Regions from separate parts of the Homo sapiens genome. Here region 2 is linked to region 1. Evidence: chromatin loops called from intact Hi-C (ENCODE). Cell type or tissue: heart left ventricle. All regions are shown on one strand. Each heading gives the region's core, and the rest is flanking DNA. Links, peaks and the distances in the headings are about the cores only.

Region 1 (8,984 bases), core at 1,623-6,622:
GTTAGGTTTAGATGAGATCATATGGGTGGGGCCCCATGATGGGACTAGTGCCCTTGTAGAAAAGGAAGAGAAACCTCTTCCTACAGCCATCTCTCTCTGCCATAGGAGGACACAGTGAGAAGGTGGCTCTTCAAGCCAGGAAGATGTCCCTCACCAGGACCTACATTTGCTGGCACCATGAGCTTGGACTTCCAGCCTCCAGGATGGCAAGGAGTCCATGTGTGCTGTTTAAGCCACCCCTTATGTGCTACTTCGTCCCAACTGCCCAAACCTGGAGCAAGGGAATGAATGGGCTGATACTTCCAGGATTCATGGGTCTCACCATGTTCAGGAACTGTGCCTCTTTAGAATGAGATGCGGCCTACTGAGGGGTCCTCACAGCCCTGGTGGGACTGGGGTGCATCCTGGTTGAGCAGTGCATGCTCTGAGCCACTGTACTATCTGGTGCCTTTTCTCCCCTTGCAGACTCTACAAGTGGAGATTGAAGGACTGTACGTGATAGTGGAATTACTCACATTGATACCCAACAACTTGCCAAGAAACTATTTCCTTTCTCTGTGCTCCGGGGCCCTGCTGGGGGAATGCTTCCCCTAGGGACACCAATGCTGTTCCGCCACCCTGGCTCTCAAGACTGTGCCATCACAGGCAGGGGCCACACCATGGGGCGGCCTCTCCTGACTGGCAAGGGGGATGTCAGGGCACTGTTCCTCCATGCGGCAGGGAGGAAGCACCCCCGCACCACCAGCCCAGTGGGGAAACATTAACAGAAGACAGCAGCAACCCAAGGGCAGGGGCCCTCCACCTTCTGGGACCACAGGGAAATACAGACAAAGATTCCCAAGCAGCTCTGGGGCCAGGTTCGAGGACGGTGTGAGAGGGGCAGCTGGGAACATCACGGGTACAGGGACCTGCACAGGGGCTGAGGGCTGTGCCAGCTGTGTTGGCTTCCTGCAGCTGCCATCACAAAGTCCCACAGGTGGGCAGCTTAAACAGCAGGCTGCTCTCACAGCCCTGGAGGCTGGAAGGCCAAGATCAAGGTGCTGGCAGGGCACATTTCTCCTGAGGCCTGTCTCCTTGGCTTATAGAGGGCCACCTTTTCCCTGTGTCTCTTCACATCGTCCTCCCTGTGTGTATGTCCCTCTCTGTGTCCAGATGTCCCTTTCCATAAGAACACCAGTCATGCTGGATTAGGTCCCCCCACCCCAATGACCTCATCATCACTTGATTACCTTAGTAAAGGCCCTGTCTCCAAAGACGGTCACATTTTTAGGTACTGGGGTTAGGACTTCAACAGGATAATTTTTTTTGGAGGGGTGAAACCTTGATTCAACCCATGACAGTAGCTATTCACATTTTCATCCTGGGCCTTAGAGGAACTGATTTCTTCCACCACCCCCATTTCCCTGTTACCTTATATAGATTGTGCTGATGGTGGCCAACTTCCTGCGTTGCTCATGGTTTATAGGTGTTCAGTCTGAACTGGACTGGAAGAGAAAGATTGTCCAGGGCTGTAAAGAGAGACTGGTGAGACTTGGGTTTTGTCTTTGGGAGACGATGTGCATGTTTTCATTGTTTGTGAAGAGCAGCTGTGTTATTTGGGTGGGGATGTCATGGCTGCCATCACTGTTACTTTGGAGGTGAACAATAGGAAGAAAGTTGTGTGGAGACTTTGAGCGGCTGCAGGCTGGAGTGTGGTGGATAGGACAGATGGGTTTTTTGTACTCAAGCTATTTGAAAGCTGGAATCTCAAACTTCCTTGAAGCATTAATTTCCCCTGTGACTTGAGCTTTCCTGAGCAGCTATCCATGTGAGACTTGCAGGGAGGTGGTAGCCACATCGAGCCACCTCTGCAAGCCAGGGAGCAGGATGATCGCTGTGACCAGGGTGGCTGAAGCAGGTCTAGCTGCCAATGTCCAGAAGCTCCTGCTTGTGGACTTTCATGTACCAGCAGCCTGCTTATCGAGCATTTGAAATGTGGAGAGTGTGGCCACACAATTAAAATTTAAATTCTATTGAATTTCAAGTAATTTAAATTGTAAGTAGTTTAAATACCAAATATGGCTAGTGGCTAGCAAGTCAGACAGCACAGCGTGAGAGCATACCTTTAAGGTGGGTGTGCCTAGAGATTCACCAAAGAGAGCTGATGTGGCCAAGGTCACAGGGGCTTTGTATGCTGGACCAAAGAGCCCAGAGTTTTCGATTTTTCTCTTGAAGAACAAGAGCTGCTGAAGTTGTTGTTGTTGTTTAACATAGTCAGGTGATACGGGCACAATTATTTTCTGACAGAATTTTAAGCTGCTATGTGAAGAGATTGAGAGAGGCAACGTGGTGGCAAGATGCCAGCCAAGAGGTTACTACAATTGCCTGGATGAGACGTGTCGATTGCAGAGACAAGCTGGAGGTGATGGGAATGGGGAAAAAGCGCACAGTCAAGAACTCTGCAGGGGAACACCTGTTAGGATCTGACCGCTGACGGTGTGCTGGGGGGTAAGACGGAAGCTTCGGACCCCAGGATCTTGGGATTTATCACTTGCAAATGGCATGTATGGGAATGTCTCAGCGGAGTTAGGGAATGAAGGAGCAGTAGCATGTCCAGGCGGAGGTTGGGTGAAGATGTGGACGCAGGATTGGAAGGGCCGGTGTGAAGTGCTGTCTCACATCCAGGTGGCAACGTGCAGCGCACAGCGGGCAGAAGCTCGAGGAAGCCCCAGCTAGAGACAGCACTTTCTTGTTTTCAGTCACCTTTGCGCTGCAGGTGGTATTAAATAGTGCTTCTTCAGGCCGGGCACGCGGCTCACGCCTGTAATCCCTGTGAGAGGCCGAGGCGGGCAGATCACGAGGTCGGGAGATCGAGACCATCCTGGCTAACACGGTGAAACCCCATCTCTACTAAAAATACAAAAAATTAGCCGGGCGTGGTGGCAGGCGCCTGTAGTCCCAGCTACTCGGGAGGCTGAGGCAGGAGAATGGCGTGAACCCAGGAGGCGGAGCTTGCAGTGAGCCGAGATTGCGCCACTGCACTCCAGCCTGGGTGACAGGGAGACTCCGTCTCAAAAAAAAAAAAAAAAAAAAATAAGAGTGGATCGACAGAGTCTTACGTGATGCTGTGAAATACAGCTGCTGGGCTTCATTTCAGACACATTGCCTAAGACTCTCTTCTTATTACCCGAGTCACTGATTCACAACCACTTTCACCCTTGAAGATCCTTTGTAAAGTTAAGTTTTTTCCTAACAGACCTGTTATATAAAGACTTTGTCTTATAAGGAAGTATTTATTATGTAACATGTTTGTCCCCTCTAAAGAGGACAGTTTAAAGGAGACATTTAAATTTCTCCTTCATGTGAGACATCCAGTGTTAGTATACTGGGTTAATATAAAACCAAACAAAACTCAAATAGACATGACTTTTCACCTCTGCAGGTTTACGGTGTGTGAACTTATGATTCTCATCAACTTTTCTTCCTTTCTTTCTTTTTTATTTTGAAGACAGAGTCTGGCTCTGTCACCCAGGCTGGAGTGCAGTGGTGTGATCTCAGCTCACTGTAACCTCTGCCTCCCGGGTTCAGGTGATTCTCCTGCCTCAGCCTCCCGCGTAGCTGGGATTACAGGCACCCACCACTATGCCCGGCTTTTTTTGTATTTTTATTAGAGATAGGGTTTCAGCATGGTAGCCAGGCTGGTCTCGAACTCCTGACCTCAAGTGACCTGCCTGCCTTGGCCTCCCAAAGTGCTGGGATTACAGATGTGAGCTACAGCGCCTGGCCTTCATCAGCTTTTCTTAATACTGATGGAGCCCACGGACTCCTGGTCCTGTTGTGAACTTCAGGTTGGCAATCGCTTGCCCTGGGCTGTATGAGGAGCCAGTGGCAGGACCCTGTCTGACCGGTGACCCATGGGGGCTCTGGCCATCGCAGTGCACGGGTCCTGAGAGGGCTCCCAGAGCTGCAGGGCTGAGCGCGTTCTGCATGGCCTGCAGGTCTAGCTGTACAAGCACTGCCCTCTGCTGGCATTTTGTAACAATTGCAAACACACAGAACTTACTTGTCCCGCAACGTAGTGAAGTTTCCAGAAGGAAAAGAGATGAATTTATGCCGGGGTGGTGGTTCACGCCTGTAATCCCAGCACTTTGGGAGGCCAAGGAGGGCGGATCACCTGAGGTCAGGAGTTCAAGACCAGCCTGGCCAACATGGTGAAATCCCATCTCTACTAAACAATACAAAAATTAGCCAGGTGTGGTGGCACGCGCCTGTAATCCCAGCTACTCAGGAGGCTGAGGCAGGAGAATCACTTGAACCCGGGAGGAGGAGGTCGCAGTGAGCTGAGATTGTGCCGCTGCACTCCAGGCTGGGCGACAGAACGAGACTCCGTCTCAATTAAAAAAAAAAAATAAAGAGGTGAATTTATATAGTTAACAGGCCACGTTCAACAAGGCCACCCCAGCCACCCGAGGCCCCATGTAGAATTTTGAATGGCCACATGCGTAGTGGACGCTGAACAGGGAACTCGTAAATTCCAGCCCAGTCCCCACCTATTCACTCATTTACAAATAATGATTTGTGCCCAGCACCGGGCCAGGCATAGAAAGAAGAAAAGGATTGCAACTCTCAGGGGTGCTCCAGGCTAGGGGGAGAGAGGCGCACACAAGAACAATTTCACTTCAGTCTCTTCCTCGATCCGGTATGAGGCTGTATAAAGGGCAGTCCGGATTGTATGGAGGTAATAATGTCTGAGCTGAAATGGAAAGGATTACGCAGGATTTGTCTGTTGGACATCTCTGACCAAAACGGCACTGAAACCTGATGACAGTACTTAGCACCAGGTATCTGAGTGGGAGGCTGTTGAGAGTAAATGGAGTTACGGTGGAAGAAATTCTGAGGTCCTTTAAAATGACCAAGCTGCCCGGGACCTTGCCATGTATCTGCTGGCATGTATGATTTGGTGTGAAAATATCAGGCCCAGATAACAGCCAAATTGCCTCACTTTCTGCAAGCTAAACACAGTCTAACTGCGTTAGCTACACACACACACTCTCTCTCTTTCATGCATCACTGAATGATGGAAACACGTTCTGGTAATTTCATCACTGTGTCGACATTAGAGAGTGCATTTACACAAACCTAGATGGTATAGCCCATTGTGTACTTAGGCTCTATGGTGTAGCCTATTGCTCCCAGGCTACAAACCTAAGCAGCATGGTACTGTGCTGAATACTGTAGGCAACTGTAACACAATGATAAGCATTTGTGTATCTAGACATATCTAAACATAGAAAAGGTACAGTAAAAATATGATATGGTATTGTCATCCTATAGGACCACCATTGTATATGCATCTATCTATCTATCTATCTATCTGTCTATCTGTATAGATATAGATATATACAGTCATGCACGACACAATGTTTCGGTCAGTGACTGACTGCATATACAAAGGTGGCCCCATGAGATGACTCTCTCTCCCTCTCCCTCTCCCTCTCCCTCTCCCTCTCCCCCTCCCCCTCCCCCTCCCCCTCCCCCTCCCCCTCCCCCTCCCCCTCCCCCTCCCTCTCTCTCTCTCTCTCTCTCTCTCTCTCTCTCTCTCTCTCTCTCTCTCAGGAACCATTCTTAGAGTTAGCTGCTCCACACCCTTTCTTTCACCTTCCTTTGTCGCCTCATCCAGCAGGCTTTCCGGAATGCAGATGCTGGCATCTGGAAGCATGAAGATGAGGCCTGTGAGTTAGAGGTCCTTTGGGACCGGGAGGGCTCAGAGGAGCTGGGCTGCCATCCAGCCTGCCCTGAGGCTCGCCTGAGAGATCTACAAACTTAGACCTCAGAAGGCTGCTGTCACTTTGGGCTTCCTGCTGCTCACAGTGAAACCTAATCTTTTTTCAGGGAATGGTTAATCGTTTTATGGAGATATAATTCACATACCATACAATTTACCCATTTGAAATGTACCACCTTCAGTATGTTTACAGGGTGTGTGACCATCATCACATTCTAATTTTTGAACATTTTTGGCACCCCCACCAAAAAAAACACTTTACACCCATTATCAGTCACTATCTATTCCCTCTCCACTAATGTTCTCCTTGGCAACCACCAATCTGCTTTCTGTCTCTGTGGATTTGCTGTCCTGGACATTTTATGTAAATGAATCACACCACATGTGGCCTTTGTGTCTGGCTTCCTTCACTGTGTAGTGTTTCAAGGCTCACCTATGTTGGAGCATTTATCAGCACTCCGTTTATTTTTGTGGCTGAATAATATTCCATTGCATGGATAGCACATTTTGTTTCTCCATGAATCCACTGGTGGATATCTGGGTTGTTTCCATGTTTTTACTGATACATATTCATACACACTTATGGGGTAGGTGTGGTGTTTTGTTGCATGCACAGAATGTGTTATGACCAAGTCAGAGGATTTAGGGTATCCATCACCTGCAGTATTTATTATTTCTATATGTTGGGAACGTCTCAAGTCTTCTAGCTATTTTGAAACATACAATACACTGTTGATAACTATAGTCACTGTATTCTGCTATTGAACATTAGAACTTATTCCTTCTACCTAACTGCATGTTTGTGCCTATTAACCAATCTTTCTTCACCCCTGAAACTTAATCTTAACTACTTTACTTTGTAATACATTTCGTTTGTTTGATTAGGATAGTTACTTTCTATTGCTTGTAACCAAGGAACCGTAACTAATATAGAAATTGATATGAGAAAGCAACACATCTTCAGGGAAATGTGGAGAATTGAGGACAGATTACTGGGTGTGGAGCTGGATTGAAAAGCAGTGACACACCCGTTGATATGATGGGAAGGGGGCTGGCAGGCGATGGGGCACCCGGCCAGTGGGTCAGACTCTTGCCCATGTTCCCTGGAGGCATCTAGGAGAACACTGATTTCTCACAGTTCTGGAGACTGGAAGTCCGAGATCAAGACACCCTCATGTTTGGGTCTTGGTGATGGCCCTCTTCCTGGTTTCACACTGCTGACTGCTAGCAGTATCTTCACATGGTAGAGAGTAGAATGAGCTTCAGTCTCTTTCTCTCCTATCGGGTCACTAATCCCATTCATGAAGATGCCATCCTCATGATCTAATCACTCCTCGAAGGCCCCACCCCTTAATACCATTCCTTTGGGGGTGAGGATTTCAACGTACAAACTTGGTGGTGGGCACAAACATTCAGTCCGTAGCAGATGGCGTTTCACTGGGCAGGTGCTGTGTTTGGGCAATCCTATCAGAATCACGCAGGAGCCTTGCTAAAACGCTCCTTTCTGTGACTAGGGCCGCACCTACCATGAATCAGTAGATGGCCCACAAGGGCACGAGTAGTTAACTCAGTCACTGTGCTTCTTACAGCGGATACTGAGGGGCATTCTGTTCTTAGGAGAGACTGGACAAAGAAACTGAGTCAGTGCTGAAGTCAAGTGCAGATCTGGAGTTAATTCCAATACTACAAAATGAATTATAGTTTCAGGTGCAGAACTGGAGTTAATTCCAATACTTACAAAATGAATTATAGTTTCAGGTGCATATCTAGTTTCCAGCTTTATAAATACTTGGTACAAAATAGATAATTTAATTACTGTCATGCTGAAAGAGGAAGCTGAAGAAAACTCAATGTCAGATGGGTGCCAAATGCAGTAGAATGTGTGAGACTGTTGGGCTCGTGGTGATATTGTATAAATTAATGTCTGGCTTGCATTAATTTTTGCATTATTTTATGAAGCTTCATATTCATAAAATTAAGTGGAAAAAGTATAAATGAAACATGACTTAAGAGTCCAGATAAATCTAGAATTAGGCCGGGCACAGTGGCTCATGCCTGTAATCCCAGCACTTTGGGAGGCCGAGGCGGGTGGATCACCTGAGGTCAGGAGTTCGAGACCAGCCTGGACAACATGGTGAAACCCCATCTCTACTAAAACACAAAAATCAGCCAGACATGGTGGCAGGCACCTATAATCCCAGCTACTTGGGAGACTGAGGCAGGAGAATCACTTGAACCCGAGAGGTGGAGGTTGCGGTGAGAATTAACACCAGATCATTCTAAGGCTAAACTCAGAAGCAGAGATCTGCACAATCAGTCTGTTGTACGGACACGTGCTGGGGGTACACGCTCCACCCTTTTAGTCTTTTACACTCTCCTCTGCACCTCCAGCTCCTCACCTTAAAGGCCCCACAAGGGTCACCAGGGACCCCTGGCTTGTCTTTGACACCGGTGCTTTTGGGCCCTGGGAGTAGCAGAGGTAAAGGCAGCAGGGTCAGTGAACAAGGCTCACACACTGTCCATTTGTGCCACAGCTGAAACCTGAAATCCGCAACCCCAGCATCTTGGCAGTGGCAGTGCCCATAAATGGTGCTTGGCCCTGCCCTGGCCCCTTATTGTGAAGATCCAGCCTTCCGCCCTCCCACCCTCACCCCCTGAGCTGGCTTCCCTAGAGATCTGAGCAGCAGATCACGCCGAGCTGATGTGGCCTGAGCCAGCTACTCCCCCGATGGTCCTTGCTGGTGACAAACTGGTAATGACAGTGGCAAGTGTGGGCTCCATAAACCTCCTACAATTGACACAAGGAGGTTGTCAGGCTCAGGAGGGCCCCTGGGCCTGGTCCGGGAGTGCTCAGTGTGCCTGGCCCTCCCTGCAGAGTGGTGAAGGGGAGGGGCTTAGTGGACTGACACGGGTGAGACCTGGGGCTGGTGGTGGTGAGTGACAGGGTGGAGGCAGAGTGTGTGGTGTTCCAGCTTGGCACTCTCAGAGCCCGCTGTTTTCAAGGTTGGACTTTTCTCATCACACTTGTAGGTAATGAGGTAGAAAGGTAATAAGGTCGAAAAGTAATGAGGTAGAAAGCACGGGGCTGATTGAAGAGGAGATCGCTGGACACCGCAGGAAGGTCAAGCTGAGGTGGTGATGGGGAGAGAGGCAGGGGTTTTCGAGGCTCTCTTCTCTGACTATTCCTGCACCGGGGAGGATGTTGGCACGTGATCTGGAA
Region 2 (8,638 bases), core at 1,334-6,333, 70 kb before region 1:
AAATCCACAAGAGACACAGACCAGGTGAGTTAGGAGGCAGAGGCAGGATGCAGAAGAGATTTGGGTCCCCCTCCTGCCCACAATACACAAAACGATGATCAGCTGAACACCCAGCACGTATGAGAATGGAAACAACCTTACTAGCCAAAGTGTAAGCTCTCATCTACCCGCCACCCAGGCTCAAGATAATAAGAGTGATGACCTGAGAGTTGTGGACAGAACCCACAATGTAATGGAAGGCACCTTTAAAGATACTGTTACGGGAGCCATATTGTTAGAATTTGTCAAGTTGGCACACAGAGAAGGGACAAAAGTCAGATGACAAATGATGCTAAATCTCACCCTCAGCATAGAGGGTGTCTATGCCCACCCTCTAAAGGGTACAAACTAACAATCCCTCATGAAACCATCAGCAGGGCTTAAAAATGAAAGCACACTCAGCTCTAGGCTCCATTTAAATACGCAGCTACACCATGCCATATACGCAGCAGAAGCAGGCTTTACCCAGCCAGTAGTCTTAGACAATACTGTACCATCTGAACTCTATAACCACATAGGATATATTTTTTTTTTGGTTTTTAGATGGAGCTTCACTCTTGTTGGCCAGTCTGGAGTGCAATGGTGTGATCTTGGCTCACTGCAACCTCCACCTCCCAGGTTCAAGTGATTCTGTCTCAGCCTCCCAAGTAGCTGGGATTACAGGTGCATGCCACCTCACCGGGCTAATTTTTGTATTTTTAGTAGAGACGGGGTTTCATTATATTGGTCAGGCTGGTCTTGAACTCCTGCCATCAGGTGATCCGCCCACCTTGGCCCCCCAAAGTGCTGGGATTACAGACGTGAGCCACCGTGCCCGGCCGGATATAATTATTATATTCAACACAAGAAGTATACATACAACCCTGAAACTTAAAGTATAATAATAAAAAAAAATAAAAATAAAAAAAGAAGTATACATACATAACAGGCAATTATTCGTAAAATAACAGTGCAAAGAATACTTCAATAAAAGTTTTAAAAATGTATTATTTACTTACAAGCATAACAATTGTTGCAAGCAATCTTGTTGCTTCAAACATTTTCTTCAGTTGCTTCACAGGTCCCATTAAAAAGCATGTACTATTTGAAACAAATAAAGTGACTGAGGTACAGGTCTACTAATTTATCTGGTTATGCAAAAATAAACTACTTTTTTAAAAAAGAAGCCCTGTTGCTTTATTTAATTAAAATCTCTCACTAAAATTTTTTTTTTCCTTAACTTTATAAAGAAACTTTACAACTATACCAATAGACATGCTATGGTGTGAAGGTGTCTTCTCCAAAATGTAAGTGTCTTCAGTGTGTTAGTATGAAGACCGGACTAGGCTGTGAGAACTCCTCCCTTTGAAAGGGATCAAAGGCCCTTGGAGGAGAGGCTGCCTGGGGGTTGCTCTTTCCTCTTCTGCCCTGGGAGGACACAGGGATCTTCCCCTTGGGGGATGCATCTATCAGCAGGATGGATGTGCCTTAACCTTGGACTTCAGGCCTCCAACTGTGAGAAAAATTTCTATTCTTCCTAAGTCGCCCAGTCTACAGTATTCTGTTACTGCAGCATAAAAAGGGCTAAGACAAACAACAACCCAAAGATGCGACAAAGATTCTCAAAGAGGGATTCTCATACTCCCAATATAAAGTAGCCCTCTGTCACTACTGCCACACCCTGTTTTAATTCTCTGCACAGCACCAATGCCATCCCATCTTTTTCTGGCTTATCATGTGAACATCTTCTTCATTAAAATGTAAGCTCCACAAGAACAAAGCCTAGAGTGCAGCAGCTCCAAGCCTGGGCTCCGGATTCCCACCTCAGCCATGGTGGGATCCCACCTCCGGATTCCCACTGCCTGCAGGATTCCCACCTCAGCCATGATTTAGGTTCATCGCCATGGGCAGCACTGACTCCCCTGCTCTGTGCTATTATCTCCAGTTATAAACGGGGATGATAATACTGCCTACCTCACAAGCTCGTCATAATACATACAAAACACTTAGAACAGTCCCAGACACACATTAAGTGCCCCACAAAGGCTGGCTATTCCTAGCACTAATACCGTCTGTTATGGGAGACGGCATACAGCAGCAGTCAATACATATTTATTTAATGAATGTAAATCCTGTGGCTGAATTCACAGTATGTACAGAACTACATAAACATCCTACTGGGAAAGTGCTTATTAGAAAGGTAAATTTGGTAGCAAGAGCAAACAAGATATTTTGAGAAGCCAAACGTACCTGGCTAACGCAGCAAGATTGCCGAGGGTATAAAACACTGCAAAAAGCTTTATGCCGCCCGGAAGCCACAGCAATCCAGTTCCCTAAGTTAAGATATTATAGTTATTTTAAAATAATTTTATGATTTTAATGGTTAAAATATAAACGTGCTACTGCAGTAATACAATACCAATATTATGTAATATGTTTAAATACAAATCTGCTTGTAGACAGTCTAGTCTGATTACACAGAAAAAATAGTTAATTTTCAATGTTATACACTAACTTGAATCTTCTTCCTATTTGCACTAGCATATATAAATGAGCCATAACAAAACTTTGTGCTTACCAGTAAATCTCAGTCTATTTAAGTTAAATTTTCATGCTAAATACCAAGTATGAAAAGGTAATAAACATCTAAATTACTGACTCTCCAGATCTTTTAACACATTGATACATTTTTCTTAAATTATTTCAACTATCCACAAAACTCCCCAAAATACTAATTTCTACGTATTTTCATTGATCTCTACCCCTTTATTTTAGTTTAATAAATACCTTCCACCAAAATGGTCTAACAGGGATTTAGTAAAGGACATTAGTTTTTGGTACTAAATGGAATTATTAGTCTAATACAAAATAAAAATTATTAAACAATATAAAGCCTTAACTCACAAGAATAGAAAAGAAAACGCCACATACGAAGCAGATGGCAAACCATTTCAATCTGGTGTTGAAACTAAGGGATGAGGCATCCAGGACCTTAATAAAAAATGGGAAAATTTAGAATATAGTCTTAATTCACTACCAATCTGATTCTTTATACTAAATTAAAGCAAAGTTTTAACACATAGTCTGAATCATTTATTTTGCATATCACAGTGTCATTCAAGAATACTAAGATTCCACGGTTGTTAAGGGTAATATGACCATGGTCTGGGTAGCAGATGATGCTGAGGAATAACCATTAATTTTGCAAAGTCTGATAATATGTTTCACAAAAGTCCTTATCTGTTAGGGACAGCCGATATACACTGATATGGATAAAATGACATATAAGATATATTATAAAATATACAAAGATTAAAAAAACACAGGGGGCAGATGCAACAGGCCAGGCAAAACACTGAAACTGCAGAGGCTGGGAAAGAGTACACAGGTTCATTATCTGTTCTCTCTGCCTCTGCAGGACGAATTCCTCAGGCTCCTAGATGCCAGAGTCTGAGTGCATCCGAGTGCATCCGCACTCAGTGCAAGTCCTGCTGGAGGCAGAGGCTGGCCTTCCACACGCCACCTCCCTTCGGCCGGTCATTGGCTGCAGGCCAGGGGTGGGGTGGGGTGACTGCACCCCATGGAGGGTAGAGGACGCTGGCCACCTACAGGAGGCAGCCTGAGCAGCCCCAGCAGAGACGATCACAGCACGCACCAGACGGTACCCGTTCTAAGCTCTTTCAGTCCAACCCATGAAAGTTTTGGGCCCCTCCTCCACCACTGTAAAAACATACTGTGAAATGATCATTTATTCTAGAGCAACAGCATTCCTATATACCATGCAAATTCTAGCCAAATTATGTGGGGAAAAAAGTAGAAATTACTAAGTCTACTTTGTACAGTATGATAACCCAGCACACAGTAGTGGTGAAATAAACACACTCAGATTACTAATTATACTATTAAAATATATTTTCCAAATAAGGCTAAAAAAGTATCTATCAACAGCAGCTGTGCAAGAAACTAGAAATATACAGCAAGGATTTATATTCCAAAACTTAAATTTCTAATTTATACTACCACATCCACTTAAAAATAAGACTACATGCTTATATTTTCAAGAATAATGAAAAATAAGAGAAAGTTCTATATGCAACAGTTCAAAATACATTTGGTTACATTCCTTACCTCAAGAGATTAATCTGTGAATCCTTATGTAGCATGAAAAGCAGATAAAAATAACTAAGTATTCTGTAATGAAACATATATCACTCTTTAACACATTTTAAATGTTTTTTAAGTTTTAATTCACATTCTTGTTTCCAGCAATGTCATCTGTTTATGGCAAAACTAAACACTTGGTTTTAAACAAAGAGTGAAATTGCCTATAAAAACATCTACATTTCATTCTTACTGATCAGGAAGAATATACACTAAGTATATTTTAACTACGCAGGCCAGAATAAACTGCAAAGACTGAATTACATAGTAAATGATCTGTTAAAAAAAATGGAGACACGCCCATCAGCTTCATTTAACCATCCCACAAAGTATACATAGGTCAAAACATCACGCTGTACACAATAAATGTATATAACTTTTATTTGTCAATTAAAAATGGAAAGAATAATGATTTCTAAAGGTTCGTGTGAGTCCACAATGCTGTGAGGATTTAGTGAGAGGAAAAAGCATCCATTTTTCCTTCTTTTCCAAGTTCAAATCACCCCATTGTTCACAAGTTCAATCGCTGCTTTTCAATAGCCAGTTTTTCTCTCAGCAAGGAAACAGCACGGCTATTTGTATAATAGTAGGTATTTTTTCCTCCTATTGCCATCTTCCGTGTATTGATCTTTAAAACGAAACAGCAGGACAAATTATTTCCACTTGTAAACATGGAATATTCAATCCACAAGCAAATGATTTGTCTCAAGTCTTGCAAATTGTCTAGGATACGAAACAACTATACAGATTTCCTGACTCCTAATTGGGAAAACTGTGATATGCTTCAACATGAAAGAAAACCTGGCAGTGCATCTTCCAACTAGGAGACAGAAGGAACCCTGACGTCTGCTTATCACAAGCATTTTTTTGAGACAGAGTCTCACTCTGTTGCTCAGGCGCCATCTCAGCTCAATGCAACCTCCGCCTCCCAGGTTCAAGTGATTCTCCTACCTCAGTCTCCCAATTAGCTGGGACTACAGGTCCACGCCACCAGGCCTGACTAATTTTTTGTATTTTTAGTAGAAACGGGGTTTCACTATGTTGGCCAGGCTGGTCTCAAACTCCTGACCTCAAGTGATCACCCGCCTCGGTCTCCCAAAGTGCTGGATTACAGGCATGAGCCACGAGCCACTGCACCCAGCCTGCTTATCATAAGCATTTATGTGCTGCTTTCTTTTACCACCAATCAGGAGCAATCCCACCAAAACCAGCAACTTTGTTAATCTCTTAGTCTTAGAAAAGAAATAAAATTGCCACCTCTTCCTCTCCCAAAACCACCATCCATCATTTTACTTATCTGCTACCAGAGGAAGAGGAAGCCAAGAGAATACAGGCCCTTGAGGAGGGGCTGCTCCCCTATTCCCGCCACAGTAAGCACAGCACTGCTTGCAACTAGAACTTCATTCATTAATTTTTTACAAAAGCAGGTGAGAAACATAATAGAGGAAAATGTAGTCCTAGCAGCAACAACATGAAGGCTGAATGAGTGGCTCCCACAGCACAGCCGAAACCCACCCCTTTAAGTGACGGAGAAGCTGAGGAACAGCTCTAATCCACGGATCGCCAGGAGACAGCACAGCTGGAAGGACCTGAGCCTTGCCCCTGGGCTTCTGCCATCTAAACATAGGAAACACTTGTGGCTTTCCACTAATGATGACACTGAATCCAGTATTCCTCCCACTCCTTTTTCAAAATAGCAGTGGGTATAAAAAGTCAAAGTTGTGCAGACAAGTGAGAAAAAGAAACAGACATCCGCAGACCCTCAGGCCCATTCCAGGCAGAACCGCCCGCTCCCCACACCCGCTGCTGGGGTCCACACTTTCTCCTTCTCATTCAGGACTCTTGATCGCGGGGCCTATCCAGATCCTTGCAGCATGCGGCACGGGTTCCACGTGTGCGTGGGCAGCCTGGCCTTTCTGTGCAGCATCCCCTGATCTCCACTGGCCTTTCCCCTCCACTCCACTCAGTGACCCAGCCCAGGGCAGTCTTCCTGCTCGAAATTACACCATCGCCAAAATTCCGGCTGCCGCTCTCCGACCCGTTTCTTCTGGCAGCAGGCTGGTTCCTCGGCCCCACCGTGCTGACTCCTTGGCCTCCTGAACTCCTCATCCGGCCCTTCTCCGTTTTTTCAGCGGCTTCAACAGGACATTCAAATTCCCTTTCCGCTGCCTCCACCTGGTAAAATCCCACCGGAGTGCAGCTTTCCCTCCTCCTGCTCCAGGAGGTGCTGAGCTGAGCACTGCTGGGTGGAGTCAGGCACAGGGCAGGGGGGTCCTGAGCCAGTCCTCATCAGCCCCCCATGGCCTGCACATTGCTGCCTGGCAATCTAAGGCTTCTTGCTTTATCTCAACGTCCATTTTACTCTAAACCACTTCAAACCTCCACTTCCTGCCCCACACTTCCATTCTTAGCAGACAACTTCCCCTACTTCACACACAGAAACCCAAAGCCATCAGTGTGAACTCCCTTACCTTCCTGCTGCCACCAAACCACCAAACCACCAAACACACCAACTAAGAACACCCATGCTCTTGTCCTTTCCTGGTTCCCACAGAGCTGAGATCCACCTGTCCACCCTGCTTTACAGCCAACCCCTTACCTGCTCAGGGAATTGATGCTATTGGGCTTTTTCCTCTAGTGAACATGTTCTCACTCTCTGAAAATGCATCCATCAACTTTTAAACATGAAGTCCCTTCCATCTTAAACAGAAAGCTTACTTCACTTCACCTTCCAGCCTCTGTACACTCATACATCCATTCATCCATCCATCCATCCATCCACTAACTGGCTCAATAAATACTGAGTGCTGCTATGTGCCTGTTCTAAGTGCTGGGTAAGGGATCCAGCTCCTGGTTAAAAATCTATGTGCTGGCTGCTACACCAAAAATACCATAGGCCAGGCACTGTGGCTCACGCCTGTAATCCTGGCACTTTGGGAAGCTGAGGCAGGCGGATTGCTTGAACCCAGTTCAAGACCTGCCTGGGCAACATGGCGAGTCCTCCATCTCTACAAAAAATACAAATATTAGCCAGGTATGGGGGCACACACATGTAGTGCCAGCTACTTGGGAGGCCGAGGTGGGAGGATCACCTGAGCCCGGGAGTCAGAGGTTGCAGTGAGCCGAGATCACACCACTGCACTCCAGTGTAAGTCAGAGTCTCCCAAAGAGCCTAAACAGCTGTGGAAGCTCCTCACTGGAGGGCCGACTGTGGAATCTCGGCACTGGAGGGCTGAGCTTTGAAACAACTGATGAGAACCTGAGAAGCCAATCTGAGCGATGGGGAACGCTCGTGGACTGTGTAGTCATGAGATCCAAGCACCAAGCACTCTGGGGCTTTGGGTTTGTCCTGTATGCCGCTGTGAAGGAGGTGGATGCGCCATGAATGCAAAGCCACACAAGGTGGATGAAGAGTTGTGGAACCAAAGGGCTGTCTCGAGAAGATTCTCAAAGACGAGGTGCCCAACTGTGAAAAAGATATTTGCTGGCGGCATTAAAGAAGACATTGAAGAACATCGCCTAAGAGATCTTGAACAGTATGGAAAAACTGAAGTGACTGAAATCATGACTGACAGAGGTAGTGCCAAGAAAAGGGGCTATGCCTTCGTGCCTCTGACAACCACGACGCTGTGGACAAGACTGTCACTCAGAAATACCATACTGTGAATGGCCAAAACTGTGAAGTTAGGGAAGTCCTGTGAAAGCAAGAGATGGCTAGTGCTTTATCCAGCCAAAGAGGTCGAAGTGCTTCTGGAAACTTTGGTGGTGGTTGTGGAGGTGGTTTTGGTGGGAATGACAACTTCGGTCATGGAGGAAATTTCAGTGGTCATGATGGCTTTGGTGGCAGCTGTCCACAGCGGTGGCGGTGGATACAGTGGCAGCAGGGATGGCTGTAATGGATTTGGTAATGATGGAATCAATTCTGGAGGTGGCAGAAGCTCCAATGATTTTGGCAATTACAACAATCAGCCTTCAAATTTTGGACCCATAAAGGGAGGAAACTTTGGAGGCAGAAGCTCTGGCCCTTATGGTGGTGGAGAACAATACTTTGCCAAATTTTACTTTACTTTACAAAACCAAGGTGGCTACGGTGGTTCCAGTAGCAACAGTAGCCATGGCACTGGCAGAAGATTTTAACCCATTTATGCCTGAGGTTGCACTTTTTGAATTTGAAAAATCAGACCTTGGCGATGACCTTGAACAGGAGAACATAAATAACTCCCACATGCTTAGCGTTCCAATAATGGAATACCAGGCATAAATGGGTTCACAAAACCAAGGTGGCTATGGTGGTTCTAGTAGCAGCAGTAGCCATGGCACTGGCAGAAGATTTTAATCACTGCCAGGAAACAAAGTTTAGCCGGAAAGGAGAGCCAGAGAAGCGATAGGGAAGCTACAGGTTACAAGAGATTTGTGAACTCAGTCAGCCAAGCACAGTGGTGGCAGAGCCCAGCTGCTA

Evidence for each region. A loop is a pair of places that touch in the nucleus more often than their neighbours do. Peaks named below come from ENCODE experiments on the same cell type or tissue, not always from the same donor. Only the 100,000 strongest peaks of a DNase experiment are listed, where the experiment ranks them.
Region 2: it touches region 1 in a loop (3-fold over the local background); 71 of 110 quality-filtered maps call a loop at or near these places.

The regions. Positions count from the first base shown.
Region 1 is chr6:166,396,994-166,405,977 of GRCh38, forward strand. No RefSeq gene overlaps it. Among named protein-coding and RNA genes, the nearest start is that of MPC1-DT, 18 kb to the left of the region's middle. RefSeq lists an enhancer at 2,744-3,248. In heart left ventricle, for the core only: a CTCF peak has its summit at 4,017 (motif pointing left); a DNase peak (open chromatin) is centred at 3,948; H3K27me3 peaks cover 646 bases.
Region 2 is chr6:166,327,239-166,335,876 of GRCh38, forward strand. SFT2D1 (SFT2 domain containing 1) reads right to left here. Exons shown (of 8, transcript NM_145169.3): 2 at 2,923-3,009; 3 at 2,269-2,351; 4 at 1,038-1,119. It also overlaps the pseudogene HNRNPA1P49. Among named protein-coding and RNA genes, the nearest start is that of SFT2D1, 11 kb to the right of the region's middle. RefSeq lists an enhancer at 6,382-6,431. In heart left ventricle, for the core only: a CTCF peak has its summit at 3,608; a DNase peak (open chromatin) is centred at 3,563.